Linked DNA regions of Homo sapiens: all the other regions are linked to region 1. A link is a loop called in an ENCODE intact Hi-C map of the cell type or tissue named here. Cell type or tissue: PC-9. All regions are shown on one strand. Each heading gives the region's core, and the rest is flanking DNA. Links, peaks and the distances in the headings are about the cores only.

Evidence for each region. A loop is a pair of places that touch in the nucleus more often than their neighbours do. Peaks named below come from ENCODE experiments on the same cell type or tissue, not always from the same donor. Only the 100,000 strongest peaks of a DNase experiment are listed, where the experiment ranks them.
Region 2: a loop joins it to region 1, with 11 times the contacts of the local background. A loop is called at or near these places in 2 of 110 quality-filtered maps.
Region 3: a loop joins it to region 1, with 6 times the contacts of the local background. A loop is called at or near these places in 3 of 110 quality-filtered maps.
Region 4: it touches region 1 in a loop (8-fold over the local background); 3 of 110 quality-filtered maps call a loop at or near these places.

The regions. Positions count from the first base shown.
Region 1 is chr16:14,361,829-14,369,206 of GRCh38, reverse strand. LINC02130 (long intergenic non-protein coding RNA 2130) reads left to right here. Exons shown (of 2, transcript NR_131191.1): 2 at 5,912-6,098. Among named protein-coding and RNA genes, the nearest start is that of LINC02130, 4.7 kb to the left of the region's middle. RefSeq lists an enhancer at 4,352-4,853. In PC-9, for the core only: no CTCF peak of the experiment used is centred there; DNase peaks (open chromatin) are centred at 4,516, 5,255 and 5,886; H3K4me3 peaks cover 1,156 bases; H3K27ac peaks cover 3,223 bases.
Region 2 is chr16:14,424,506-14,431,883 of GRCh38, reverse strand. LINC03107 (long intergenic non-protein coding RNA 3107) reads left to right here and starts at 3,163. Exons shown (of 2, transcript XR_007065002.1): 1 at 3,163-7,378. In PC-9, for the core only: no CTCF peak of the experiment used is centred there; a DNase peak (open chromatin) is centred at 4,033; H3K4me3 peaks cover 985 bases; H3K27ac peaks cover 3,435 bases.
Region 3 is chr16:14,482,471-14,489,848 of GRCh38, reverse strand. PARN (poly(A)-specific ribonuclease) reads left to right here. Exons shown (of 24, transcript NM_002582.4): 22 at 7,022-7,211. LOC105371094 (a long non-coding RNA gene) reads right to left here and starts at 2,847. Exons shown (of 2, transcript XR_933105.3): 1 at 2,611-2,847; 2 at 807-1,706. RefSeq lists an enhancer at 3,246-4,181. In PC-9, for the core only: no CTCF peak of the experiment used is centred there; DNase peaks (open chromatin) are centred at 3,098 and 4,418; H3K4me3 peaks cover 1,266 bases; H3K27ac peaks cover 3,466 bases.
Region 4 is chr16:14,499,860-14,507,237 of GRCh38, reverse strand. The region is part of intron 21 of PARN (poly(A)-specific ribonuclease); the gene reads left to right. Among named protein-coding and RNA genes, the nearest start is that of LINC03107, 75 kb to the right of the region's middle. RefSeq lists enhancers at 5,372-5,666, 5,392-5,686. In PC-9, for the core only: no CTCF peak of the experiment used is centred there; DNase peaks (open chromatin) are centred at 1,237, 3,867, 4,597 and 5,487; H3K4me3 peaks cover 812 bases; H3K27ac peaks cover 5,000 bases.

The sequences.
Region 1 (7,378 bases), core at 1,597-6,596:
GCACCCTGCAAAATGTGCTATCCTTTCACTCAGAATTGTCTGAGACAGGATCCTGCTCTATCACCCAGGCTGGAGTGCAGTGGCATGATCTCGGCTCACTGCAACTTCCACCTACCGGGTTCAAAAGATTCTGGTGCCTCAGCTTCCTAAGTAGCTGGGACTGTAGGTGCTCACCAACATGCCCGGCTAATTTTTGTATTTTTAGTAGGCATGGGGTTTCACCACGTTAGCCAGGCTTGTCTTGAACTCCTGACCTCAAGTGATCCTCCTGCCTCAACCTCCCAAACTGCTGGGATGACAGGCGTGAGCCACTGTGCCCAGCGAGAATCTCTTCTTGATAGCTGATAAGCCTGACCCCTTTCAAGCATCAGGGAGGGCCATGGCCAAGTGTGCGCAGCTGAATGGGTTCCAGTTTTAGAGGTGCCTGGATAGAATTGCCCCTGGGTCCTAGGGGCTCATTCTTCCAGGGGAGAAGGAATGGGAAGGGACCAGGGAAAGTTTCAGGGAGAAAATGTTTGCAAAGGAGTCGGTGTTGGGATAAAGCAGGGAAGGCGTCCCAGGACGGGGGAGCTGGCTGTGCAAAGGCCCTGGGGCATGAAGGAGCCTGTGATATCAGCTCAACTGGGTGGCTTGAAGCCCATCAAGCTCTTATTCTTTACAGATGGGGTAAGGCTGGGGCCAGCTCAGAGATGAGTGAGCTGCCCTGTTGGAGCCCTGGGCACTGTACCTCCCCCCACCCCCACCACCCCAGCTCAAGCCTGGAACATCCCTGGTTTCTGTATGAAGTGTTTCAGTGCCTCACTTTATCTGTAAGGAATGTTATCATCTGGGGGCTACAGAAGAAGAAAAGACCAAGCCTCTTAGGGATTCCTGTGTTCGGTGCCCAGCCAGAAGGGCAGCTCTTCCCCAGGTCTGGGGGTGAAGGTCCCATCCCCTAGAGGCTGGCCCCTGTGAGCAGAGCTGCCCTCATGCCAGCCCCTGCTGACCCCCTGCCTGCCTACGTCCCCCTGGGCAGGCCCATCTCTGGGGCCACCCCAGCAGGGCCATGGGCTGCCCATCTCTCCCTTGAATACCACCACCCTTTTGTTCTTGTGGGGTGTGGCTACCTTTTTTTTTTTTTTTTTTTTTTGAGACGGAGTGTCGCTCTGTCGCCCAGGCTGGAGTGCAGTGGCGCGATCTCGGCTCACTGCAAGCTCCGCCTCCCGGGTTCACGCCATTCTCCTGCCTCAGCCTCCCAAGTAGCTGGGACTACAGGCGCCCGCCACTACGCCCGGCTATTTTTTGTAGTTTTAGTAGAGACGGGGTTTCACCGTTTTAGCCGGGATGGTCTCGATCTCCTGACCTCGTGATCCGCCCGCCTCGGCCTCCCAAAGTGCTGGGATTACAGGCGTGAGCCACCGCGCCCGGCCGTGGCTACCTTTTTACTTCTCTGTGAAGAGATGGTGCTTCAGGGAAGGGAAGGAAAGTCAGGGGTGACCGGGACATGTGGGCACTGATCAGTTCTCACAGCTGCCTGGGTGGCAGGCCTGGCCAGCCCCACGGTATGGAAGAAACTGAGGCTGAGTCACATGGGGTTGAGTGAGGTGGCACTGCTTCTGAAGTTGGTGACTGAGAGTCATCCTCTTTGCCCTGGAGCCCCTGCTGCTGTTCCCTGGCACTGGAGCCCCTTGTGACATTTGATGCTCAGAGGGCCAGGAGCTGTGGTAGGCTGGGCTGGGCACTACCGGCTCGGCTGCCTGGGACTCCCTCTCTGCTACCCACGCTCCCAGCTTGCTGGGTGCAACTGGCCGTTTTTGGTGGGAGCTGTTGTCCTTGGAGGCAAGGGGGTCAGGGGCGGGAGTACCTGGGTGCTTCCAGTCCCTGTCTTTCCTCCAGGAAATCTTTAAATCTGCAGGTAAAGCACATAGTTCAAAGCCACCCCCAGAAAGTGTTATTTTAAATTGTAAAGTATGTTCAGGCCAGGTGCAGTGGTGCGTGCCTGTCATCCCAACATTCTGGGCAGCTGAGGCGGGAGCATGGCTTGAGGCGAGGAGTTTGAGATAAGCCTGGCCAACATCGTGAGATCCCATCTCTACAAAAAATTTTAAAAATTAGTCATGTGTGGTGGCATCTGCCTGTAGACTCAGCTGGTAAGTCTGGTAGCAGGTCTTTAAGTGGAAACAGTTGTTTTCTTTTCTTTTCTTCTTTTTTTTTGAGACAGAGTTTCACTCTTGTTGCCAGCCTGGAGTGCAATAGTGCAATCTCTGCTCACTGCAAACTCCGCCTCGTGGGTTCAAGCGATTCTCCTGCCTCAGCCTCCCAAGTAGCTGGGACTACAGGCACCCGCCACCATGCTCAGCTAATTTTTTGTATTTTTAATGGAGATAGCGGGATTTCACCATGTTGACCAGGCTGATCTCGAACTGCTGACTTCAGGTGATCCACCCTCCTTGGCCTCCCAAAGTGCTGGGATTACAAGCATGAGCCATGCTGCCTTACGTTTTTTTTTTTTACTTTTTGAGACAGAGTCTCACTCTGTTGCCCGGGCTGCAGTACAGTGGTACAATAATGGCTCACTGCAGCCTTGACCTCCTGGGCTCAAGTGATCCTCCCGCCTCAGCCTCCCAGGTAGCTGAGGCTACAGGTACGCACCACCATGTCCAGCTAATTTTTAATTTTTTGTAGAGATAGGGTCCTGCCATGTTGCCCAGGCTGGTCTCAGACTCCTGGTCTTAAGCAATTTGCCTGCCTCAGCCTTCCAAAGTGCTGAGATTGCAGGCGCGAGCCACCATGCCCGCCCCAGATAGCCATTTTCTACCCTGTGTTTCCATCCCAGCAAGTGTTCAAGCTATAAACATGCTTTGGGTTTTTTTGCTTGCTCGTTTTTTAGTTATTTATTTATTTATTTTGAGATGGAGTTTTGCTCTTGTTGGCCAGGCTGGAGTGCAATGGCATGATCTCGGCTCACTGCAACCTCTGCCTCCCGGGTTCAAGCGATTCTCCTGCCTCAGCCTCCCAAGTAGCTGGGTGGCCATCACCACGCCCAGCTAATTTCATATTTTTAGTAGAGACGGGGTTTCACCATGTTGGCCAGGCTGGTGTAATCCCAGCACTTTGGGAGGCCAAGGTGGGCAGATCATGAGGTTAGGAGATCGAGACCATCCTGGCTAACACGGCGAAACCCTGTCTCTACTAAAAATACAAAAAATTAGCTGGGCGTGGTGGCGGGCGCCTGTAGTCCCAGCTACTCAGGAGGCTGAGGCAGGAGAATGGTGTGAACTCAGGAGGTGGAGCTTGCAGTGAGCCAAGATTGCGCCACTGCACTCCAGCCTGGGCGACAGAGCGAGACTCCGTCTCAAAAAAAAAAAAAAAAAAAAAAAAAAAAAAAGAAACAACTCCTGACCTAAGGTGATCCACCCGCCTTGGCCTCCCAAAGTACTGGGATTACAGGCATGAGCCACCGCACCCAGCCTTGTTTTTTTTTTAAATAAAGAGACAGGGTCTTGCTCTGTCACCCAGGCTGGAATGCAGTGACGTGATCACAGCCCACTATACCCTCAAACTCCTGGGCTTGAGCCATCCTCCTCCCTCAGCCTCCCGAGAAGCTGAGTCTGTAGGCAGATGCCACCACATGTGGCTAATTTTTAACATTTTTTGGAGAGGCAGGATCTCATGATGTTGCCCAGGCTTTTCTCAAACTCCTCGCCTCAAGCCATGCTCCCGCCTCAGCTGCCCAAAATGTTGGGATGACAGGCATGCGTCACTGCACCTGGCCTCAACATACTTTAAACTTTAAAATAACACTTTCTGGGGGCGGGTTTGAACTAAGTGCTTTACCTGCAGATGTAAATGGCAGCTCCTCAACCTAATGACTGTGTAACCTCGGGAAAGTTTATCAATCTCTCCGAACCTTAGTTTCTCATCTGGCAAATGGGGGTAGTAACAGCACCATATATTGAAGGATTTAATGCATATAGAGCCCTTAGCGCAGGGCCTGGCACCAAGTTGGCCCCGGGCACGGCCATAGCCACTTCGCCTGACCGTCAAGGCAACCTTGTGAGATTCGTGTTGTCATCAGGCCCATTTTCTAGTTGACAAAACTGAAGCCCCAAGCAAGTAAGTGCTTCCCCCGAGGTTAAGTCATCATTTAAAAATCCTGAAATAATGGCGCCATCAAGGGGTTCAGGTGGAGTGACCACCACAGCCCCTCCCGTCCCCTCACCACACTGAGGGCTCTCGGCCCCCCTGCAGTGACGTCCCCACTCCCAGCCTTCCCTGGCCCAGAAGCCCACTCCTCTCCAGCCCCCGACTCTGGGGCAGCCCAGGGAGCCTGTGCTGCGAATGCCACCTCTTCTTGGGAGCTTTCCCCTCCCTATGACCCTGTCCCATTGTGAGCCATCATAGTCATTACCCAACTCCACCCCACCCAGTTTCCAGGAAGTTCAAAGCAGCCCTGGACCCCTTTCCGCCCTGCCCTGCAGGTGTCCTGACACACATGTGACCTGGCGTGGCCAGATTCCACGAGGGTGTTTAAGCGTTATTTATTTGCTTTACCGCACATGTGGACACACAGCCGTCTGCAAGAATTCCTGGGCTGAGCAGCGTGAGTCAGCGCTCCGGTGCATGCCTGCGTGCGGGTGTCTGGGTGTACGTGAGCCCACCCATGCATATCGGCTTGGTAGAGTTACATCTTCATTATGGAAAATTTCAAAAATGCACAGTGGAGAAGACCGAGCCGCCATTCCGGCATCCCCGCCCTTGCTTCGGCAGCAGAAGCACTTTACCACTCTAGTTTCACCTCTTTGCAGGCTCCCTCTCCGGCCTCTTCCCTCTCTTGGCTGGAGTATTTCAAAGCGAATTGCCGACATCATACCATGCATGTCATTTTTTAAAACTTTAAATTTTGAAATCATAATAGATCCACAGGAAATTGCAGAGATTACCCAGTGGCCCTGTGTACCCCTCACCTATTTCCCCCCAATGGCTACATCTCACATGATCTACAATATCCAATGTCCAATATCATTATCTGTCATATCAAAACTTGGCAATTGACATTGGTATTAATAGAAAGCGCGTGTATAGTTTTTGGTTTTTACTATTTTGAGACAGAGTCTCTCTCTGTCACCCAGGCTGGAGTACAGTGGTGCAATCTCCGCTCACTGCAACCTCTGCCTCCTGGATTCAAGCAATTCTCATGCCTCAGCTTCCAGAGTAGCTGGGATTACAGGCGCCCACAACTACAACCAGCTCATTTTTGTATTTTTTTTTTTGGACAGAGTCTCGCTCTGTCACCCAGGCTGGAGTGCAGTGGCGCAATCTCGGCTCACTGCAAGCTCCGCCTCCCGGGTTCATGCCATTCTCCTGCCTCAGCCTCTCTAGTAGCTGGAACTGCAGGCACCTGCCAACACGCCTGGATAATTTTTTTGTATTTTTAGTAGAGACGGGGTTTCACCGTGTTAGCCAGGATGGTCTTGATCTCCTGACCTCGTGATCTGCCCGCCTCAGCCTCCCAAAGTGCTGGGATTACAGGTGTGAGCCACCACACCTGGCCTCATTTTTGTATTTTTAATAGTTATAGGGTTTCACCATGTTGGCCAGGCTGGCCTTGAACTCCTGGCCTCAAGTGCTCTGCCCACTTTGGCCTCCCAAAGTGCTGGGATTACAGGGGTGAGCCACCGCTCCAACCTGCATGTATAGTTTTATGCTGTTTTGTCTGTGTAGATTCACACAAACCACCATTGCAACAAAAAACAGAATCACCCTATCACCACCAAGATCCCCAGGCAGTCACACTCACCCCATTCCCCCACTGTCCCTGCCCCCCAGCAGCCATTAATCTGGTCTTCATCTCTGTAACTTTGTCATTTGAGAATGCTATAGAAATAGAATCATCCAGGATGTGACTTTTGAGGTTGGCTTTTTTCCCCAGGCAGCATAAACACCCTTGAGATCATCCAAGTAGTGGCGAGTATCGGCAGCTCATTCGTCTTATTGCTCAGTGGTGTTCCGCGGTGTGGAGGGGCCACGGTTTGCTGAACCGGTCGACTATCGAGAGGCATCTGCGCTGTTTCCAATTTGGAGCTGTTATGAATAAAGCTGCTACAGGTTTCCATGTGGACATCAGCTTTCATTTCTCTGGGATAAATGCCCAGGAGTGTGATTGTATAAATGTCTAAGTTTATATTCAGTTTTCAGGAAACAGACAAGCTCTTCTCCAGAGCGGCTGTGCGGGCGGATCATTGTCGGGGAGAGGGGGGCGGAAAGTGAAGTATTTGTTGCTGGGGGCCCAAGGAGCTGGCCCTGGTGACCCTGAGCAGCCCGCGTTCGGCTCACACTACGCAGCACTCACCGTGCCCTGGGTGCTGTGCTGTTACAGCATGTGACCCCTGTTACAGGATATTTAGTCCCCACTTTACAGAAGAGAAAACTAAAGTTAGCAGGCTGAGCAACTGGCCCCAAGCCACTGCTAGCAAGTAGGAGCATCAGAATTCAAATCCAGGTCGGGCGCAGTGGCTCACGCCTGTAATCCCAGCACTTTGGGAGGCCGAGGCGGGTGGATCACCTGAGGTCAGGAGTTCAAGACCAGCCTGGCCAACATGGCGAAACTCCGTCTCTACTAAAAATACAAAAATTAGCCAGACGTGGTGGCAAGCACCTGTAATCCCAGCTACTCGGGAGGCTGAGGCACGAGAATTGCTTGGACCCAGAAGGCGGAGGTTGCAGTGAGCCGAGATCTTGCCACTGCATTCCAGAGTGGGCAATAGAGCAAGACTCTGTCTAAAAAAAAAAAAAAATTTAAATTCAGGCTGGGCGCAGTGGCTCACGCCTGTAATCCCAGCACTTTGGGAGGCCGAGGCGGGCAGATCACTGGAGGTCAGGAGTTGGAGACCAGCCTGGGCAACATAGTGAAACCCCGTCTCTACTAAAAATACAAAAATTAGCCGGGCATGGTGGTGCAAGCCTGTAGTCCCAGCTACTCAGGAGGCTGAGGCACGAGAATGGCTTGAACCTGGGAGGCAGAGGTTGCAGTGAGCTGAAATTGCACCACTGCACTCCAGCCTGGACGACAGAGCGCGACCCTGTCTCAAAAAAAAGAAGAATTCAAATATAGCCCCATTGGGGTTGATATTCAACCTTGTTGGGTGGCAAGAATTGGTGCTGAATGTTTTGGGGAGACAGTGGATAGACCAGGGGAGTCGGGGGGAAGTCCCTGGCATGAGGAATACAGACCCCACTGACAGGAGGGGAGAAAGGGGCCTGGCTTCTTCTCTCTCCTGGCCAGGCTGACCCAGCTCCTGCCCCCTGATCTTTGCCTGATGTCCCTCCTCTCTCCGTCACAGGGGAAGCTGTTGTTCTGTTGCTCCTGGGTCCCCTTGGTCTCGACATGTGCATCTGT
Region 2 (7,378 bases), core at 1,593-6,592, 63 kb before region 1:
TATGGCTTGCTTATTTTCTTTCTTTTTTTCTTTTTTTAGACAGAGTGTCGCACTGTCGCCCCAAGCTGGAGTGCAGTGACGCGCTCTTGGCTCACTGCAAGCTCTCCCTCCTGGGTTCATGCCATTCTCCTGCCTCAGCCTCATGAATAGCTGGGACTACAGGCACCCGCCATCACGCCTGGCTAATTTTTTGTATTTTTAGTAGAGACAGGGTTTCACTGTGTTAGCCAGGATGGTCTTGATCTCCTGACCTCGTGATCCACCCGCCTTGGCCTCCCAAAGTGCTGGGATTACAGGCTTGAGCCACCGCGCCCAGCGGGCTTGCTTATTTTCTTAACAGTATCTTTTACTGGGCAGAAGTTTTTAATTAGGATGAAGTCTGTTTTATAGACTTTTTCTATGTCCTGCCTAAGAAACCCCCAAGTTATATTCATCCGTGTTTCCTTCGAGCTTTCTAGTATTAGCATTTATGTTTAAATCTATGATCCATCTTGAATTAACTTTTTATGGATGGTACGAGACTAGAGTTGAGATTCCTTCATTCCATATGGATGTCTAGTTATTCCAGAACCATCTGTGGAGAAGACCTTTTTGTTTAATTGTTGTGGTGATTTGGTCAAAATTCTGTTTACCTAATTATAAGCATGGATCTTGAGGGGGTGTGTGTGTTTCATTTTATTTATTTTCATTGACAAATAATAATTGTACATGCTCATAGAGTACATAGTAATGTTTCTTTTTTTTTTTTTGGACAGAGTTTTGCTGTGTCACCCAGGCTGGCGTGCCGTGCCCCAATCTTAGCTCACTGCAACCTCTAGCTCCCGGGTTCAAGCAATTCTCCTGCCTCAGCCTCTTGAGTAGCTGGGATTTCAGGCATGCATCACCATGCCCAGCTATTTTTTTGTATTTTTAGTAGAGACAGGGTTTCGCCATGTTGACCGGGCTGGTCTCGAACTGCTGGGCTCAAGTGATCTGCCTGCCTCAACCTCCCAGAGTGCTGGGATTACAGGAGTGAACCACTGCCCCTAGCCAATAGTAATAGTAATTTTTTGTTTGTTTGTTTTTTGAGACAGGGTCTCGCTTTGTTGCCCAGGCTGGAGTGCAGTGGCATGATCTAAGTTCACTGCAGCCTTGACCTCCAAGGCTAAAGCAACCTTCCAACCTCAGCTTCCTGAGTAGATGGGACCACAGGCATATGCCACCACACCTGGCTAGTTTTTTGTGTTTTGTTTTTGTAGAGGTGGGGTTTCACCATTGTTGCCCAGGCTGGTCTCAAACTCCTGGGCTCAAGTGATCTGCCCGCCTCAGCCTGCCTCCAGAAGTGCTGGGATTACAGGCGTGAGCTACCACGACTGGCCTGGATCATATGATGTGCTATTTGTAGTGTTTTGAGGAGCCTCCATGCTGTTCTCCATAGCGGCTATACTAGTTTACATTCGTGAATGTGTGTTATTTATTTATTTATTTATTTATTTATTTTGAGACAGAGTTATATTGTAATTACATATGTAATGTAACGAGGTGATGGATATGCTAATTACCCTTATGTAATCATTATACATTATATGTGTGGAAACATTACATCCGTGGTTCACCCAGGCTGGAGTGTAGTGGCACAGTCTCAGCTCACTGCAGCCTCCACCTCCCGTGCTCAAGTGATCTTCCCACTTCACCCTCCCAAGTAGCTGGAGTTACAGTCACATGCCACTACACCCAGCTAATTTTTGTTTTGTTTTGTTTTTTGAGATGCAGTCTCACTCTGTTGCCTAGGCTGGAGTGCAGTGGCATGATCTCAGCTCACTGCAACCTCCACTTCCTGGGTCCAAGCAATTCTCCTGCCTCAACCTCCCAAGTAGCTGGGATTACAGGTGTCCGCCACCATGCCCAGCTAATTTTTGTACTTTTTAGTAAAGACGCGGTTTGGCTGTGTTGGCCAGGCTGGTCTCGAACTCCCGCCCTCAAGTGATCCACCCACCTTGGCCTCCCAAAGTAGTGGGATTACAGGCGTGAGCCACCGCGCCCAGCCCGAGTGTGTGTGTGGTTTTGTTTTGTTGTTTTTTGTTTGTTTGTTTTTGAGATGGAGTCTCGCTCTATCACCCAGGCTGGAGTGCAGTGGCACAATCTCAGCTCACTGCAACCTCCATCTCCCAGGTTCAAGCGATCTCCTGCCTTAGCCTCCCGAGTAGCTGGGATTACAGGCATGTGCCACCACGCCCGGCTAATTTTTGTATTTTCAGTAGAGACAGGGTTTCACCATATTGGCCAGGCTGGTCTCGAACTCCTGACCTCGTGATCCACCAGCCTTGGCCTCCCAAAGTGCTGGGATTACAGGCCTGAGCCACAGTGCCCGGCCGAGTGCGTGTGTTTTTAAAGTGTGCATCATTATTACTGAACAGCAACACCAAGAGAGTCTCACGGTTCCTGTGTGTTCCCACTTGGACTATTTTGCAACACTCCTCTTGACGTTGAAAAGAAAATGCTATGACACTTGGTTACTGCTGAGGCGAGGCCAAACCACCCTCTCCAGACCTGGGAAACCAGTGAGTATTAAAAATAGTTCAATCTTTTTCGCTACTTTTTAAAAAATCTCATGAGTTCAGCTGAAATCTTTTTCCCCCAAATGATTCATGGAGTAAATCAATGTGTCTGATTTTTGCCGAGGAGGGGAAATAGGACACCTGAAGGCCAGATCATGTTTCCCCTGGTTGTGCGCCATCCTCTCCTCCAAGTTGCCTGATCCTGCAAACAGCAGTTCCGTTTGTCTTCAGTTGCCTGCTTTTTCTAGTCATGCTGTGAACTTGAACTTGAGAAAGCTTGATGCTGACTGGGCCTGGTGAGAACGCTACATGTTCAAGTTGAGGGTCTTTTTAAATGGAAATCTTTTTAGACTGGCTCACGCCTGTAATCTCAGCACTTTGGGAGGCCGAGGCGGGCAGATCACTTAAGGTCAGGAGTTCGAGACCAGCCTGGCCAACCAACATAGCAAATCCCTGTCTCTACTAAAAACACAAAAATTAGCCAGGCGTGGTGGCGCATGCTTGTAATCCCAGCTACTTGGGAGGCTGAGGCAGGAGAATCACTTGAACCCAGGAGGCGGAGGTTGCAGTGAGCCAAGATCATACCACTGCATTCCAGCCTGGCTGACCAAAAAAAAAAAAAAAAAAGTTAAAAAAAAAAAGTTTTAGACAGATAATTCTTGTCAAAAAAGGACAACAAATAAGCACCCTTTTTTTTCTGTTTTAGAGGGTGAGGTGGGGAACTTAAGTATGTTTCATAAGTAAAGAGTGAATCCTCACGGTGATTTTTTTTAAGCTTGAAAACATAGGAAAATGGTAAATCAGAAACTTGAAGCCAGGGAGCCTTACCTGTGTGTGCAAGTGTGGACTTGAGCAAAGGGAAGCCTTAGGCACCTGTGCCAGGCCCATGCAACTTTTCCATGGACACGTCTTCCTATATTTCCAATAACAACCAGAGAACCAGCTACCCGCCTTTTGATGCTGTCCTCTTCCTGCAGGAGGAAGGGTAGGGGGACAGGATTCTTCCACCCAAGTGCCCTTGCAGGTGTCTAAGCCTGGGTGGTGGATTCTTGGTTCCTGGCAGGCCTTGGAGGGCAGGCAACAGCCAGACTGCCAAAAACACCCAATTAGATTGAATGTGGTTCCCTAGTTGTGGCTGTGGGTAGGGAGGAAAGTTAAGTCTCTTCACACATCTCCTCTCTGCACGCTGTGGTCTAGTTTGCACAGCCTCTTCTTATTCTTAATAACCCAGAATCTGAGAATTTAGAGTCCTTCTTGTTACTTAGGAAGGACTAATCTTCCCCGGCAGGTTGTCCTGCATTTGTTGAATGGGGTAAAAATTGCATAGCATCTCGAGTGCTGTGCCTACAAATTACCTTGATAAATGATTGTGACTCAGCAAAGCTTAGGCTTTTGCCCTAGTTTTGGAGGCTGGGGCTAACTAGAGAAAAAATGGAGGGTCTGTTGGGTGTTTCTGCTGTTTTTACAAGGCTTCATAATTCCCCATTGTCTGCGTGTGTGTGAATCAGCAAGTGGTTCGCATCCTGATTGGGTGGTGTGATGGGAGCACCCACCTCGCAGAGCCTCAGAGCCCTCATTGTCTCCCTTTTCCATTTGCTCATTCCTACTTTGGCCAGTGGCACCCTGAAAGAGTTTTCATTAGTAACAGTGTTGAGGAAACCACCCATTAGAGGCAGCGGGACTACACTGATCAGCATGTGGGCTGGGTGATTGCTCAGATCTGAGCTCAGAGCTTGCTGTGCTGCTCACCAGATGTGTGAGCCCGAGGATGCTGTCCCGGCTCCCAGCCTCAGTTTCCTCACCTGTGGGACTAGACGGGACTAAACCAGGGGGAGAATAGAAAGCACCCACGGGTAGTAAGTGCTCACCGAGGCATTTCCCCAGATTCCTGCCATTGTTTACTTACACTGGGAAGCACCCACAGCCTCCTCCTGGAAAACACACACCCCCTGCTCTCAAGAACTTTCCATTTTAAAACAAACTTGCCCTCTGGTGTGTCATCCTTGCTTTCTGAAAGTGAGTTTTCTTCTCCACGCCACTGTGTGTTTTTTTCTGATAGCAGTAGGGACTGTGTATTGGAGCTCAGTCTATGGGAAGCATTTTGTACTCGACGTTTAGGCACGATTATCCCCATTTGAAGATAAACTGAGGCTCAGGCGGGTTCAGTAACCTGCACTGGAGGTCAGGGTCAGTGGCAGAGCTGGAATTCAAGCCCCAGGATGTCCGACTGCAACGCCCATGTGCCTAACCACGATTTGATACCGTCATCCAGACGAAGGACATCACGGGGTAGGTAGATAAAGATAGAAGGAGGTGGGGGTGCCCAGCAACTGAGGGTGGCTGGGATCCCTTCATAAACCCGGCTCATCTGTGCAGAGCGTGGATCCTTCTGGAGTCAGTGCACCTGGTTGCGGCCAGAATCCCCCCTTCCCACTCTGTCCGTCTATAGCTCTAGAAATAGAGTTACACACATACCTGCAACTTGCGCTTTCTGCATGCCACAGGCAGCCATTACACTTGGTCCATCTCTTAGATTATTCTTAAGAGAGAGCTTCCAGGAACGGGGATTACAGCACCAGGAAGCAGAAACATTTCAAAGGCTCTTGATACATGTGGCCAAACTGTTTTCCAATTTACTCATCAGCCAGAGGACTACAGATCCTGCAACGCAGCATTTAAAACACCCACCTCCCAAGCCAGCCAATCGCTTCTTTTTTCTTTTTTTTTTGAGACGGATTCTCGCTCTTGTCACCCAGGCTGGAGTGCAGTGGCGCAATCTCGGCTCACTGCAACCTCCGCCTCCCAGGCTCAAGCGATTCTCCTGCCTCAGCCTCCCTAGTAGCTGGGATTACAGTCGCATGCCACCACATTCAGTTAATTTTTGTATTTTTAGTAGAGACGGGGTTTCACCATGTTGGCCAGGCTAGTCTCAAACTTCTGACCTCAGGTGATCCACCCGCCTCAGCCTCCCAAAGTGCTGGGATTACAGGTGTGAGCCACTCGACCCGGCCTCTTTTTTTTTAAGAGATGAGATCTCGCTCTGTTACCTAGGCTGGAGTGCAGTGGCACAATCATAGCTCACTGCAGTCTCGAACTCCCAGGCTCCAACAATCCTCCCTTCTCAACCTCCCAAGTATCTGGGAGCACAGGTGCGTGCCACCACGCCCAGCTAATTTTTTATTTTTTATTTTTATATTTTTATTTTTATTTTTTTTGAGACAGAGTCTTGCTCTGTTGCCCAGGCTGGAGTGCAGTGGCACGATCTCAGCTCACTGCAAGCTCTGCCTCCCGGATTCAAGCCATTCTCCTGCCTCAGCCTCCCAAGTAGCTGGGACTACAGGTGCCCACCACCACGCCAGGCTAATTTTTGTATTTTTAGTAGAGACGGGGTTTCACCATGTTAGCCAGGATGGTCTCAATCTCCTCACCTCGTGATCTGCCTGCCTCAGCCTCCCAAATTGCTAGGATTACAGGCATGAGCCACTGCGCCCGGTCTTTTAATTTTTTAAAAATTTTTTATTTTATGTAAGTTATTTTTTATTTTTTTATTTTTTGAGACAGAGTCTCACTCTATCGCCCAGGCTGGAGTGCAGTGGTGTGATCTCGGCTCACTGCAACCTCTGCCTCCCGGGTTCAAGCAATTCTCTGCCTCAGCCTCCCGAGTGGCTAGGATTACAGGTGCCCACCACCACGCCTGCTAATTTTTTGTTATTTTTAGTAGAGACGGGGTTTCACCATCTTGGCCAGGCTGGTCTTGAACTCCTGACCTTGTGATCCACCCACCTTGGCCTCCCAAAGTGCTGGGATTACAGGCATGAGCCACTGCACCTGGCCTAATTTTTAAAATTTTCACAGAGACGGGGGTCACGCCATGTTGCCCAGGCTGGTCTTGAACTCCCGGCCCCAAGTGATCCTCCCACCTTGGCCTCCCAAAGTGTTGAGATTACAGGTGTGAGCCACTGTGCATGGTGAAATATATTTTTATATATTGGGACAACTGAGAATATTAGAATGTGGACAGGCTATTAGATGATACTGAAATTTGTTAATTGTACTTAGGAGTGATATGTCTAATGTCTAACTTATCTTTAACCTCACAGAGTGAGATGAAACAAATACAGAAAATAATAATTACCAAATCTAGGTAGTGGGTAGATAGGTGGGTTTATGGTACACCTGGGATGACAGGTGTGAGTCACCACGCCTGGCCTTAAACATTCAATTACAAGGGGGATATGGGGGCCCACAGCGACAAGGGGTTTCACCCCCAGGAAGAAACAGACATGGAACCTGCTGGCCGGGCTTTGAAACTCCTTGTTCTCAGCGTGTGGCCCCAGTGGAGCAGCATCAGCCTTACCTGAGACCTTGCTAGAAATGTGCATTCTTGGGCCCCACTTCAGTCCTACTGAGTCAGGAGCTCCAGGGCCAGGGCCTGGCTGTCTGGAAACAAGCCCTCCAGGTGATTCTAGTGCCTGCGCAAGTTTGGGAGCTGCTGGTCTGCAGAAAGCTACATCAACTGAAAGGGGAAATGTACCACACTTGTTTACACACAAATCTGTGCCAGCTGGGAGCAACTCCAAGGGAAATGTCACTTCCATCTCTCGTTCATATGATGAGTTGGTGCCTCTTAACTCAATAGTGTCTTTAGTTCAGATGATTTGACCACATGGAAAATGTCCCTCTGTCCCTCATGTTGAGGAGACTAGCCCTCACAAACCGTTGTTCTTCATACCGAGGCCTATGATGGGCTAGGCACGTTATTATTAATATCCCTGTTGTTCCCTCGGGAGGGGAAATGAAGGCTTAGAGCAGTTTATTTATTTTATTTTATTTTTTTTCCA
Region 3 (7,378 bases), core at 893-5,892, 120 kb before region 1:
AATTCCCTTAGACATTGAGAACTTGATGTTTGCTGAGAGTGGCCATGGCAAAAAATGCAGGACTAATGGTGTGTAACTGCTTCAGCAGTTTCCTAGTACACTCTCCCCACCCACAAACAGTTGCTACAATAAACTGGTTTCAACCCTCTAAGAAGCAGACTGCAAAAATGCCCTTAGCCACCGAGCAAGGCTGAAGTCTGGCATCTGAGTTGCAGTACGCATTTACACCACATGTGTCCCACTCAGGGGCTCCACTTCCATGTGACCGAAGACATTGAAACAGGAGTAAGTTTGAGCTAATCTTAAAGAGACCTTCTCACTTAAGCAGATTGTATTGGAAATGGCCTTTAGTAGTTGGACAGGGTAAAACAATGGAAAAGCTAGAATTTTTTTTTTTTTTTTTTTTTTTTTGAGTCTCTCTCTGTCGCCAGGCTGGAGTGCAGTGGCACGATCTCGGCTCACTGCAACCTCTGCCTCACATGTTCAAGCGATTCTCCTGCCTCAGCCTCCCGAGTAGCTGGGATTACAGGCGTGCTAGAAATTTTGTTTGTTTAAAATGTAATGCACATCTGTGAAACCACCACTCAACCAAAGAATTAAAACATTACTAATAAATTACATCTACCTATTGCTCTTCTCCTCTCTAGTTCTCCTGATTCCCTTCCAGTACCAGCTATTCTACTGAAGTTTGTGCTGATCATCTTCTTGCTATTTTTTGTTCTCCCTCTCATACACACCCCCGCCATGTGTGTATGTATGTGTGTTGCGGGGCGTGAGGGGGATTGCATTTATCATTCACCGTTACATCACTGAGATTCATCCATTTTATTCTGCGTAGCTGTAGTTCACTCATATTTTCTCTTAGACAATATTCCATTTTGTGAATATACTGCAGATTTGTCCATTTACCCAAGGATAAGGATTTGGAGCCCTCTTTCTCTTTCTTTTTAGCTATTATGAACAGTTTTTTTTTTTTGGAAACTATTGTATTGATCTCTTATTATTCGTGAGTGAAATTGCAGGGTCATAGGAAGTGAGAATGATCATCTTTAAGTGAGAACACTAACTTGTTTTCCAAAATGGTCGTACAACCACTGGGGATCCTGTTGCTCCACACCTTCCCAATAGTTGTATTATCAATGTTTTTTATAATTTTTGCCAACGCAGTAGGTATAGAATCATGTCTCATCATAGTCATGATTTGCCTTTGTCTGTGGCCGAGCATCTCTGCATATGTCCACTGGCCTCACACACCTCCCTTCTGTGCGGTGACCGTGCTTCTCATGCCTTGTGCCCACTTTTCTGCAGTTGTTTCCTCACTAGTTTGTGGCTATTTTTATATATTCTAGTGCTAATCCTGTCAGTTGAATGTCTTACAGATATCTTCTTCCAGTTTATAGATTGTCTTTCTTCTCTTTAAAGTGTCTTCTGATGGACAAAGGCTTTAATATTAATGTAGCCAAACTTATTGATCTTTTCTTTTATGCCTGTCCTTTTTTCTATCTTTGTAAATTCTTCCCTACTTCAAGCTCAGAAAGATACTCACTTATATTTCCTTTTCAAATTCTCAGAGTTTGCTTTTGACATTTCAGCTCTTCATCCATCTGGAGTGAATTTTTCGGCATGGTGTGACTAAGAATCCAATTTCTTTTTTTTTCCCCCCCATGGATAAACAATTTTTCCAGCTTTTCCTTTTCCAGGCAGTTCTGTCAAAAATCAAAGTTTCACAGATATATACGTGTTTTTCTAGGCTCTTAGAATTCTGTACCATTGGTCAGTTTATCTCAGCACCATTACTCCACTGTCTCAATTCCTATAGCTTTACAATAAGCTTTTTTACCTAGTAAAGCAAGTCCCCCTTCCCATTCTTTTTTAGAAATGTCCCAGCTATTGTTGGCCCTTTTATTCTAATTTTAGAATTCATCTTTCAGGTTTCCCAGAATAACTGAGGTTTAATTGATGTATAATAAAGTGACCGTCTTTGGTGTACAGTTCTGTGCCTCAGCAAATGCATGCAGTAATGTAATCAGCACTGCAATCAGGATATAAAATAGTTCTGTCACCTTCAAAATGCCCTCCCCTTCTTTGTAGTCAACTTCCTCTCCCGTTCCAGCCCCAGCACCAGCCCCAGGCTCTCACAACCACTGTTGTTTTCTACCGAGATTTTTTTTTCTTACTTTTAATTTTTTTCAATATTTAATTAAAATGTTGGAGGCCAACTCTGGGCACACTGCCTATGAGTTAGCCCTGTTCCACAGAAGTTGTTTAAAAAATAAAATAAAATGTTGGAATATTTTTGCTGGAGTTGCAGTAAATCTATAAGTCAATTTAGGAAGGAATCTACATCTTATGTTGTCTTCCTCTTCATAAACATAATGCATCAACTTAGTTGGAAAGTCTTTGCTTGACAGTAGTGGAAAGTTCTTTAAAAAACAATAAAGTCTAAACATTTTAAGTAATTCCTTAATACAGGAAGCATTTTATAAGCTAATTGTCAACCTACATAAACAAAATGCATATAAATACACAGCAGGCATGTGGCAGTATTAACATTGTTAAAATGTATATATAAATGCCACATCCTGGTTTCAAGCCAGCTTTGTTGCTTACCTACAAGACCTCAGGCAAGCTGTTTAGTTTCTCCGATGCTCAGTCTCTTTATTTGTGTGGTGACTAGAACATCCGAAGATTAAATGCTATGCTGTGTGCAGTGTCAAGAGACAACCGCGTTGATGCTGCCTTCGGATCCTCCGGCGAAGACTTCCACCGGATGCCCCGGGTGGGCCGGTTGGGATCAGACTGGACCACCCCGGACCGTGCTGTTCTTGGGCACAGTGAAGCCGGAGTGTTTGAGACTCTTATGTGAGGGAACTGCTCCCACTCACCTCCAGGGAAACAGGGAGGACTCTTAGCACATTTGGTTCCCCAGTGGCTTTCACAAAGTGGCAAGACCGATAGATTGCCTTGAATCATTTCCCTGACAAATTTGGAAAAGGTTAGTTTTACCCAGCAGCCTGCTACATGCTGCTTCTGACAGGCGAGCTGGAATAGCTGGAGGACACAGTTGACAGCCAATTCATTTTGCTGATTCATCCATTAGAGGCGTGGCTTTGAGCCAGAGCTTGGCTTCTAGATTAAAGGCCGAGAGCTGCAAAGCTGCTGGGACTCAAGGAATGCTGGTAAATTATTGCCACGTGGAGGCCAGCAGTGAAAAGCGGACTGTTATTTATTTCCCCTTTTAAGTGATCCTAAATTCCAAATGTGCTCAGATAAATCCCCTCGCCATGGTTAGGGAGTTGTTTGTAACATTTGTCTATCAGCTGGGAGCTGAATTATTGAAAACTATCAGATATCATTAAATAGATTAACTCAGCTCGCCTGTGACCCTGTCATCACCTTTGCTTTCATGGGGAATATTGACCCAAGCCTCCTCTCCTACTTGGTAATCCAAATTAAACTTGAGAGAAGGATTTTTTTCGAGATAGGGTCTTGCTGTGTTGCCCAAGCTGGAGTGAGTACAATGGTGCAATCGTGGCTCACTGCAGACTTGACTTCCTGGGCTCAGTCAATCCTCTCACCTCAGCCTCCCTAATAACTGAGACTATAGTCTGAAGCCACCACATCTGGCTAATTTTTGTGGTTTTTTTTGTGTGTGTGTGGAGAATGGGGTTTTGCCCCATTGTCCAGGCTGGTCTCGAACCCCTGGGCTCAAGCAGTCCTCCTGCCTTGGCCTCCCAGAGTGCTGGGACTGTAGGCATGAGCGACCACACCTGGCAACAGAGGGATTATTGCAGATGTCATCCCTTTTGGGTGTGCTTGCAAATCAAAATAAACCTTTTAGATTAAAGAACGCAATAGCCAGGCCAGGCACGGTGGCTCACGCCCATAATCCCAGCACTTTGAGAGGCCGAGGCAGGCGAATCACTTGAGCTCAGGAGTTCGAGACCAGCCTGGCCAACACGGTGAAACCCTGTCTCTGTGAAAATTACAAAAATTAGCCAGGCGTCGTGGCGCACGCCTATAGTTTAAGCTATTCAGGAGGCTGAGGCACGAGAATCACTTGAACCCGGGAGGCGGAGGTTGCAATGAGCCTAGATGGCGCCACTATACTCCAGCGTAGGCGGCAGAGCAAGACTGTCTCAAATAAATAAATATATTAATAAAAATAAAGAACTTTCTTAAAAAAAAAAAAGAATTGAAATAGAAGAAAATCCAGGAGAATGCTCATTGGTTAACAATTGGTACAGAATAATGATGGTAGAACCAATGGGTTCTCATATGTCCACATTGATAGATGAACATATTTTAATCTGTCACAAGCTTAGGGAGTGACAAGCTTACAGCGAAATCACCACTACATAAATCTGGTATGTGACAGGGTGACCTTTAAGAGAGGGTGGAGATTGTGTCTTGATTTACCAAATACCTGACATAGTTCCTGGGACAAAAACACTCAGTAAGCAGTTACCACATGGAAGAATGGGTGGACAATGGTTATTGGATATGAATTGTTGGGAGGCTGGGTAAATGAGTGAAAAATAACAGAAATATGACACATTCAAAGTAAGAAAAATAACTGTTCCAAGGAATAAGATTTTCAGGAAAGGATCCTATTTCTGTGGCTCTCTGATATGAGTAACTTTACTCAATAGCACATCTCCAGAACTGCCTGCTTTCACCGCTTATCTCCTGAGTGAGGCAGAGTGTGCTGTTTTCAGCTCACATTTCAGTAACCCACTCCACTTCTTTGGGAGACATTGTATAATATGAACATTCTCTAGCACTTTCTTTTTAGAGACGGGGGTCTCACAGTGTTGCCCAGGTTGGTCTTCAACTACATAGGCTCAAGTTATCCTCCCGCCTTGGCCTCCCAAAGTGCTGGGATTACAAGTGTGAGCCACTGTGCCCTGCCTCCCTAATACTTTGAGGGTTTTTTTTTTCTTTTTCTCTTTAACTCTTGAGTGAATATTTTAAAAGTACACAAACTTCTTAGTAAAAATTTGTGTTTTCTGAAGAAGTAGAGTTTTTTCCTGTTTTGTTCTGTTTTTTAGATGACTAAATATTTAGGGCATGACATTCCGGAAACCTTTGTTGCACTAAGTTTTAGTGAAGTCTGGCCTAGTTGAAGATTAAAATGTGTCAGGTGCCGGATGTGGGACATCTGCCTCTCATACAGTTGTCTTTCCCTCTGTTTTAAGGTCCCTGGTAAACTGGAGTCCCTTGTCCAGTGCCGACGTGCCCACAGCCTGCATGCTCGTCACCAGCACTGCATTCTGCTCTGCATTCAGTCACATCATTTTTATTGAGAACTATTCCATATCCAGGGGTTTTCTAGGTGCAAGTAGACAGATTCTGTTTCTGACATCATGGCGCTTTGCAGCTACCAGGTACAAAGACTGCCCTGAACAGCGTGGCCAGGCTCTGATGGTCTCACTGCCAGTGTGGGTAATAGTTGTTGGCAGTGATAGTGGGCTAGGAACGCATATGCCTAAACTGGAAGCCAGAAGTAGCAAATGGGCACCAAGAGGCCACCATTGATCCTCACTCCCATGCCGCCATCGTGATCCATCCACAGCAGCCTCAGAAGAGGGGGCAGCATGGGATCAGAACACAACTGACCTGGCCTTAGTCTGAAGCATTAACACCAAGGGGGGATTAAGCCCCAGTGTTCAAGTACTGCTGCCAGCCAGAGGCGCATTACGGAGAATTAGCAGTCTTTAAGGCAGAAGGAGCAGAGGCATGTCCTAAGTATTGTGCAGCTGTCTTAAATTTGCAGAGTGCATAGGAGCTAAGTTATGAGGAAGCAAAGGCATAAGAATGATGTAATGGACTTTGGGACTCCAGGGGAAGGACAGGAGGGGGTGAGGGATAAAAGACTGCACACTGGGTGCAGTGTACACTGCTCAGCTGATGGATGCACCAAAACTCAGAAATCGTCACTGAAGAACTTTTCCATGCAACCAAACACCACCTGTTCCCCCAAAACTATTGAAATAAGATAAATACAAAAAAATGCATATGTAGTGTAATTCCAGTTATAGGTAGCTCAAGAGAAGGCAAAATTAAGCCCTGATGATAGCAGTGGTGACAGCAAAGTTTTCAAGTTGAGGAAGATAATGCCATAATTGTACTACACATCTGAGGCGCCTTCGTCCAGTGAAGGAGGGGTGGGAGTCTGTCTAAAAACAGGCATGAGGGTGAGGGGGATGTTCTTTATCTTAATTTGCGTGATGGATGACATGTGGGTGTACAAATTTGTTTAAAACTCATTGTAACAGAACAGGTAATAAAGCCTGATCATTTAAAAAAATTAATAAAATGAAAATAATAAAGCACCTCCAATAGATGCAGAGTAATAAGAAGGACCCTGGTATTAGGGTTTGAGGAACCTGGTTTTGCATCTTATCCCTGCCATTCACCCAGGGATGGTCTGCAGCAAAACCCTGACCTCTGTGATCCTGCTTTCTCACCAGTAAAAACATTTCCTCTCTTGCAAGCGTACTATGAAGATTAGATATAATGCATGTAAAACACTGCACACAGACATACCGGAGATCTTCAGTGTGTGACACAGTAATCGCCACCACTGGCAATATTGCTTTTTGTTGTCATTTTATTTTAGGAAAATAGTGAGGGTTTATAGTTTTCCCTTAGTGGTTTTGTTTATTTTCATTTTGTTACTCTGAAAATGAATAATATCCAAATAGTAATGTTGGCTGCAAATATTTTGAAAATTAATATTTTACTTATATCATTACCGGTTCTTTACAGTTTACAAAGTACTTTCACACTGAAAATGAGATTGGGGAGCAATGGCTTTTTTTTCCAGGTGAGAAAACTCAGACTTGGAGAGTTTGCAGGTGTACCCAAGGTCATTTGTCTTCCAGGTGGCAGAGCCAAGGGTCAGACCTCAGGCCTGATGGGGCTCCTTTGACCACCTTAGGCCACATTTCAAAAGTGTCATCTTTGGGGCTAGGCCAGACTTTTGTAAGCATTTTATTTTTTTTTCTTTTCCTTGTAGCTGTCAATACCAGCAAATATGCAGAAAGCTATCGGATCCAAACCTATGCTGAATATATGGGGAGAAAACAGGAAGAGAAGCAGATCAAAAGAAAGTGGACTGAAGATAGCTGGAAGGAGGCTGACAGCAAACGGTTAAACCCCCAGTGCATACCCTACACCCTGCAGAATCACTATTACCGCAACAATAGGTAAGAGCTCTCAGCTGTTAATTTAAAAGGCCAGAGTTCTAGCAATGGCTTTTCTTGTTGCTTCTCATAGGTTTGTAAGTACTAAATCTGACTTTTGGGAAAGATGGCCTTTCAACTTTTCACATCATATCAGAAGTGACTATGACCTGAATTTCCTGTATTTTAGA
Region 4 (7,378 bases), core at 1,101-6,100, 140 kb before region 1:
TCTCCTGCCTCAGCCTCCCGAGTAGCTGGGATTACAGGCATGCACCACCACGCCCAGCTAATTTTGTATTTTTAGTAGAGATGGGGTTTCTCCATGTTGGTCAGGCTGGTCTCGAACTCCTGACCTTAGGTGATCCGCCTGCCTCGGCCTCCCAAAGTGCTGGGATTATAGGCATGAGCCACCACGCCTGGCCCAGAATTTCTTATAGATTGTCAGATCACCCTCTAAAAAAGGTTATATTAGTTACGCTTCTCCAACATTAAGTCTTTTTCAAAACCATTCTTACTGGCATTTCTTTGATTACTACTGAGAGAGAATGCATTTTCTTTCCTTTTTTGTTTGTTTTTGGAGTTAGACCTCATGCATTTTATTTTTTATTAATATTTTCTCCCACTCTTTTTCTTTTTTTAAAGGCAGTGAGATCTCACTATATTGGCCAAGCTGGACTTGAACTCCTGGGCTCAGGCAGTCCTCCTGCCTCAGCCTCTCAAGTAGCTGGAACTAAAGGCTCGTGCCACTGCATTCAGCTTCACTTTTGATTCTGAAAAATTTCAAACCTATAGACAAGTTGGCAACATTCTATCATATTTGCTCTGTCTCCCTCTCTGCAGACACACACATATATACACAAGCATAATATGTACATATGTGAACATGTATACATGTATTTGTTTTTTATTGCTAAACTACTTGAGAGTCAGAGACATAACAGTTTGCTTAGAAGTATTTTAGTGTATTTCTCTTAAGAACACAGGCTTTTTAAAAATATTGCCCTAATATATTTATCACACTCAGGAAATTTAACACTGATATGATTTTGATATGATCTAATGTCCATGCTGTAATCAAATTTCCCCAAATGTCCTAATAATGTCCCTTACAGTTTTTCTATTTTTATTTTTGGATCCAAGCTCCAGTCAAAGTCTTGTGTTACTTTTAGTCATCATGGCTCTTTAGTCTTTAGTCTCCTTTAATCTGGAATAGTTCCCCAGCCTGTTTCTTATTTTCACAAGATTGACATTTTTCTGAGGAGTTCAGATCAGTTGTTTTACAGTGTCCTTCAATGTGTATGTTTCTGATTGTCTCATGATAAGATTCAGATTAAATGTTTCTGGCGGGAGTACCACGTAGTTGATGTGCTCTTTTCAGTGCATCACACTGAGAGGCACATGGTATCAGTTTGTTCCCTTATTGCTGATGTCTGGTTTGACATCATTTAGGTAAATAGTGGTCACAGATTTTTCCATTGTAGCCTTCCTGCTTTGTAATAAATAAGTACTCTGTGAGTAATACTTTGAGACTGTGAAACCCTGTTCCTCAGTAATCTTTCATCCAGCAGCATTAATGTCCATTGATGATTTTTTTAAAAAATGGATTGCTTTTAAAATTTTGTGACCTCTTTGTGCAAGGATGTCATTCAAATTTTAGTTCACATGTTGCCAAAGCTGACACTAGAATTATTTTCAGAAGTTTAATTGGTTGATATTATTTTGTGAATTGTGTGCTTTTCTTGCTGATTTATAAGTACACCTACATCATGATTATTATTTATTACATTTAATGAACCATTGGTTATTAGGTACAAGACATGGTTCTGAAATCCTTATAATTGTATGAACCACAGGTATCTTCCCCCTCCCCTCATTTTATAGGAGAAAATGATGCTTAGATTAATCCTGAGTTTTGTATTTTGCAAATACTTGTCCCAATTTGTTGTACAGTTTTGTGTGTGTATGTGTGTGTGTGTGTGTGTGTGTTTTAAGAGACGAGATCTTGCTTTGTTACCCAGTATTCACAGGTGTGATTATAGCACCCTCCAGCTTCAGCCTTTAACTCCTGGGCTCGAGGTCCTCCCACCTCAGCCTCTGGAGGAGCTGGGACTACAGGCGTGCGCCACTGTGCCCAGCTATTCTTAATCTAGCCTATGTTGCCGAACCAAAGCTTTACATTTTCCATAGTATATCTGTCAGTTTATTCTTTTATAGTTTCTGGCTTTAGTGTCCTATTCAGAAGCATTAACATTTAATTTATTAGGAATGAGGTTTGTTCACTTGCCTTTCAGTAAGTAAGATTGCCAGATTTCACTTAAAATAGCTGTGTGCCAAATATTGTATGATATACTAAACAGTGATATGTAATTTATCTGAAATTTGGCATCTTGCATTGTTATGTGGTAACTTTATCAGTAAGACTTTCCCTGACCACTTAATTTAAAATCACAACCCACATCTCAGTACTGCCTGCTTTTTGTTTTCTCCATAGCACTGCACGTACACTGTATATTTTACTTTTTTGTTTAGTGTCTATATCTCACCACTAGAATGTAAGATCCATGAAGTCAGGCTTTTTATTTTAACTTTTAAATGGAGGCTTAACATACATATAGGAAAATACCCATATGAAACTGTACTGCTTAACGAATTGTCTTAGGAGGGCAAAGATTTTTTTATTCTAAGTTTTTCTCAATGCTTAAAATAGGTGATCAGCAAATATTTGTTGATTGAGTCAATGGTATAACCTATGAGAGAGGCATTCATGTTACTTTTTCCCAAATAGCTAGCCAGAGAATTTATTGATTATATTTTGTTTGGTTATTATTGCTTTGAAAGCGTATTTTTTCTCCCCTCTCCCTACTTTCTCCCTCACGTAATTTTTATTTATTTTATTTATTTATTTTTTGAGACGGAGTCTTGCTCTGTCACCCAGGCTGGAGTGCAATGGCGCAATCTCTGCTCACTGCAACCTCCGCCTCCTGGGTTCAAGCTATTTTCCTGCCTCAGCCTCCCGAGTAGCTGGGATTACAGGCTCATGCCACCATGCCCGGATAATTTTTTGTATTTTTATTAGAGACAGGGTTTCACCATGTTGGCCAGGCTGATCTCCAACTCCTGACCTCGTGATTCACCCACCTCGGTCGCCAAAAGTGCTGGGATTACAGGTGTGAGCCACCGTGCCGGCCTCCCTCAACCTCACATAATTTTTAATGAATATGAATAGCATAATTATTTAACTATTCTCCTACTATTAAACATTTGTTTGTGTTTTGAAGACATTTTTAATTTAAAAATTTACGTATCCTTGTGCATTAAAAATTAGTCCTCATTTCAGATTGTTTTCATAGGATGATTTCCTAAAAGAGGAATTACTAGGTCAAAGGATATGATCCTCTCTAAGCCCCTTCTCGTTTAGACAGAACACTCACTGACAGTCAGTAGACCTCTCTGCTGAAGAAGGCACACACAAGGACTGTTGATATCATGCCCTTGGTTCACTGCTTCTAAGAACAATTTACCACCATCTGCTAGCAGAGTAGGTGGTCATTACTTTGTATCTTCCTTGACATCAGCTCCTTGCAGCATTGTATGATTGAAACATCTTGAATTTGTATTCCAGTTCTCCTTATACCAGCTGCAAGACTATGGACAAGCCATTCAACAGGGTCTTCAGTTTTCTGTATAAAGTGAGGGTAACAGAGCCTACAGCATTGGCAGCGTGTACTACCTGTGATATAATCTCAGGAAATGATAGCTACCACCCTGAGGCAGGTGACCGTGCTTCTCAAAACCTGCCCAGTCAGTGGTCCAGACCATTTTGGTAGATGCACGGGTGACCACTTCACCTTGGCTAAGAAATACTTGTAGGGCAAATGAGGGCCAGAACCTGAATTTATAGGACAGGATTCCCACCTTTCTGTTGTGTCCACAGGTAGGTAGGGAAAAGAGCAGTATCATAATCCCTTTCAAACAGGAAATTTATTTGAACACCTTCTCAGCTTAGGCTGCCCTCATCTTTCCTTGCATGACATATTCATGATACGTGCGTTTCTATCACCTTTGCTAAAAGAAATAGATACTGCATTACGCTTTTCTCATATGAGTCAGCTCTTTTCAGAATTGCTTCTAACCACAGAGAACTCCTTACAGCTCTCTGAGTGTTGTTTGTGCACCTAGAATACAAATTGACATGTATAAACTACCCTCATGTGGACATTACATTCACCTCCTTGCTGCCAAGAAGAGAAGGTGGAAGTCTCTTTTCCTTTCTGGTGTTCTCATTCCCCAGAAAGGAGAATCCATTCAGCTAGTATCAGTGCCTCTGTGGGGGGAGGTTCTTCTCAAACAACACCAAAGCAGCGTGGATAGGAGCACTCAGGGGCGCAGCGGGGTGAGGGGGGCAGAAGGTGAAATATCTCTACCGTCTTATGTTTTATTTAAACCATTCTCACAATTTAAAAAAATGCTATTCTGCAATATGTCCATTTTACTTTAATATTAATTTGTTTTAAATTGCCAGATTAATTATTTAATTTTTCCTCCCTGATCTCTGGTAAAATCCATGCCCTAAGAAGTTAAGCCGTGGTTCTTCAGTGGCTTGTAGTAATTGCAAGCCCAGGGCTGTTCGGAAGCAGAGAGAAGTAGCTGTATTAGCTGTTCTCTCCTGAAGAAATATCACTGGAGGTATAGAATAGCTAAAACACCTTCCTTGTCTTCAGAGAACTAGCTTGGGTACATGTGACCAGAGGACAGGCACAGAGGCTTAGATCGTATATTTGCTAGGTACCAAGTAGAGTTACATCATAACATTTTGAAACTTGTGTGAATTCAAATGTACTTGATGTGGCTAATTATTTTTTAGGGTGTGAGACTGGTTTTGCTTGTCACTTCACTCAGCAAAAGTATTTATCCTTATCCCAGTGAGTTGGAGATGAAATGGGAGATGTAGATTCTGCCCCTTCCTTGTGAATATCAACTTTCACACTCTTCTTGTAGCAAGCTTCCTGCTGGTTATAAACCATGTGTGTTCACACATGTGTGTACATGTGTGTTTAATAACATGGTGCTCACATGCAAGCCATCGTCTTCCTCTGATGTCCTAGAGGAGAAACAGTAGTGTGTTCTGACCCTGGAGGAAAAACCAGCTGTGTTGGCTTCACTGAGAGACGCATGTTCTCCAGTGTGAAGAAAGAAGTTTCAAGGGTAATTTTAACTAAAGGCAAAGTTCAGCTTTAGCGTCCCCACCCCTTGCCCCATGCGTGAATACTCTGTTGTGACTCCAGTCTTAGATGCTTTCCCTGAAGCCAACTGTGGAAAGCATCTCAGTTCAAAGATAAGAAAACAGTTGCCCAGAGAGGCATGTGGCCTTCCAGTAGTAGAGCTGTCTACCCCAGAGTGTACACACTCATTCCATTGTGCCTTCTGCTCATATGATGTTTGTTAACTCTTTTAAATCCTGAACCAGTCAAAACCACATTTTTTAAAAATAATCTAAACAGCATTTAGCTAAGGCCTCTAGAGAGCTGAGTGCAAGGTGTGCCTGTGCTCTTTCCAGAAACGGCAGTGATTTATGCCTGCACTCTGGCTTGAGTTGTGACAGAACAGGCTCCAATGGGTGTGTGTTTAGTGCCTTGTCTGTGATTTTCAGGATACATTCAGGTAGCTGCTTCCTAATGCATTCCCCAAAGAGTGTGCTTGTGGGCAGAGCATGTGCTGGGGAGGAGGGCCAGCTGTGAGCGGGGGAACAGATGACTCAGCATTCCAGCGGGCTGCCTGCCCAGGAACTCTCACCATGATGGCTTTAATAACATGGTGGCACATTGCCTGGTAACCTGAGGGTTGGTGGGGTTTGTTTCTACCTACTTTACCGAAAAGCCCTCTATCAGCTGTTGGCCAACCACATCAGGGTGGGGTAAGATATAAACTTGGCTCTGCAAGCTGACTTTCTTTTCTATTTTTCATGCCTCTGCCTACATTTTAACATTCATTCTCTTTTTCTTTCTGTTTTTTTTTTTTTTTTTTTTTTTTTGGACAGTCTTGCTTTGTCCCAGGCTGGAGTGCAGTGGCGCAATCAAGTGATCCTCCCACCTCAGCGTCCCAAGTAGCTGGGACTATAGGCGCACACCACCACTCCAGACTAATTATTATTATTATTATTATTATTATTATTGTTTTTTTGTTTGTTTTTTGTTTTTTTTTGTAAAGATGGGGTTTTACTGTTTTGCCCAGGCTGGTCTCTAACTCCTGGGCAGGCTCAAATAATCCAAAAGTGTTAAGATACAGACGTGAGCCACTGCACCCAACCTGCTCGCTTTTCTCTTCTCATTTATATACTATGTAAAGGTGGAAGCTGGATAGTTGACTTCCATATCATGTCCTCAAGGGAATTAGTTACTGAACAGATGGTCTTTTTTATATTAGTTAAAATTATTTTGTTTGCAATTCAGACCTCTGGACTATTTCCCTGGGTGCCTCATAGCAGAAGAATCTGTAGCCATGGACCTCCTTGCCACAGATTTGATTTTGGTGGAACAGATCTGGATGTATGTAGCCTTAGAAGCAAGCTAGGCTTTTTCTTTTCTGTTGGTAAAGGCCTCTAACTGCTGCCCTAAGCTGACATAGGGCACAGGGTACTATCTGTGAGCTCACTGGAAAAATGGGGTTTGTGGAGCTTTATAGCTGGGTTCCATGAAAGCTGCTTTCAGGTACTTTTTTTTTCCTCCATCAAAATCTTAGCATATGCAAAGGCAGTAGAAGCAAATTTATTCATTGGACATGCTTTAAAATGAGACTTTACTTATGTTAGAGGTATTAGATGTAGCACTTTAGAATTAGAATCTAAAGGGTGGTAATATTTTTTTCTAGGGAAAGAAATGTAGAGAGTACTTTATAAAATCCACAAGTGTAGGCAGGCTTGGTGGCACGTGCCTATAGCCCTGGCTGCTCGGGAGGGTTGCTTGAGTCCAGGAGTTTGAGGCTCCAGTGAGCTATGGTCACACCTGTGAATAGCCACTGCACTCCAGCCTGGGTAACATAGTGAGACCCTGTCTTAAAAAAACAAAACAAAACAAAAAAAGTAAAAGATAAAGTTTACAGAAACCATTCTAGCCTGGGCACAGCAGCTCATGCCTGTAATCCCAGCACTTTGGGAGGCTGAGGCAGGAGAATTCCTTAAGCCCAGGAGTTCAAGACCAGCCCTGGCAATGTAGCAAGATCCCACCTCTACAAAAAAAATTTTTAAATTACCCGGACATGGTGGCAAGCTCCTGTAGTCCCAGTTCCTTGAGAGGCTGAGGTGGGAGGATTGCTTGAGCCTGGGAAGTTGAGGCTGCAGTGAACCGTGGTTGTGCTACTACACTCCAGCCTGAGTGACAGAGTGAGACTGTCTCAAAAAACAAAGAATGAAAAAAAGCATTCTGTGTTCTTCTCTCTGTATACCTGACTTTCAGAAGTTGTTTTTCAGTTTCCTAATTTGTGTTGAGTATTTTGACATTGTAGGAAACTCTCAGGTCATTGAGAATTTTAAAATACAATGTTATAAAATATTCAAAAATACTTTGGCATGTGATAATATCACACTTGCCATTGTATTAATATTGTTTTTA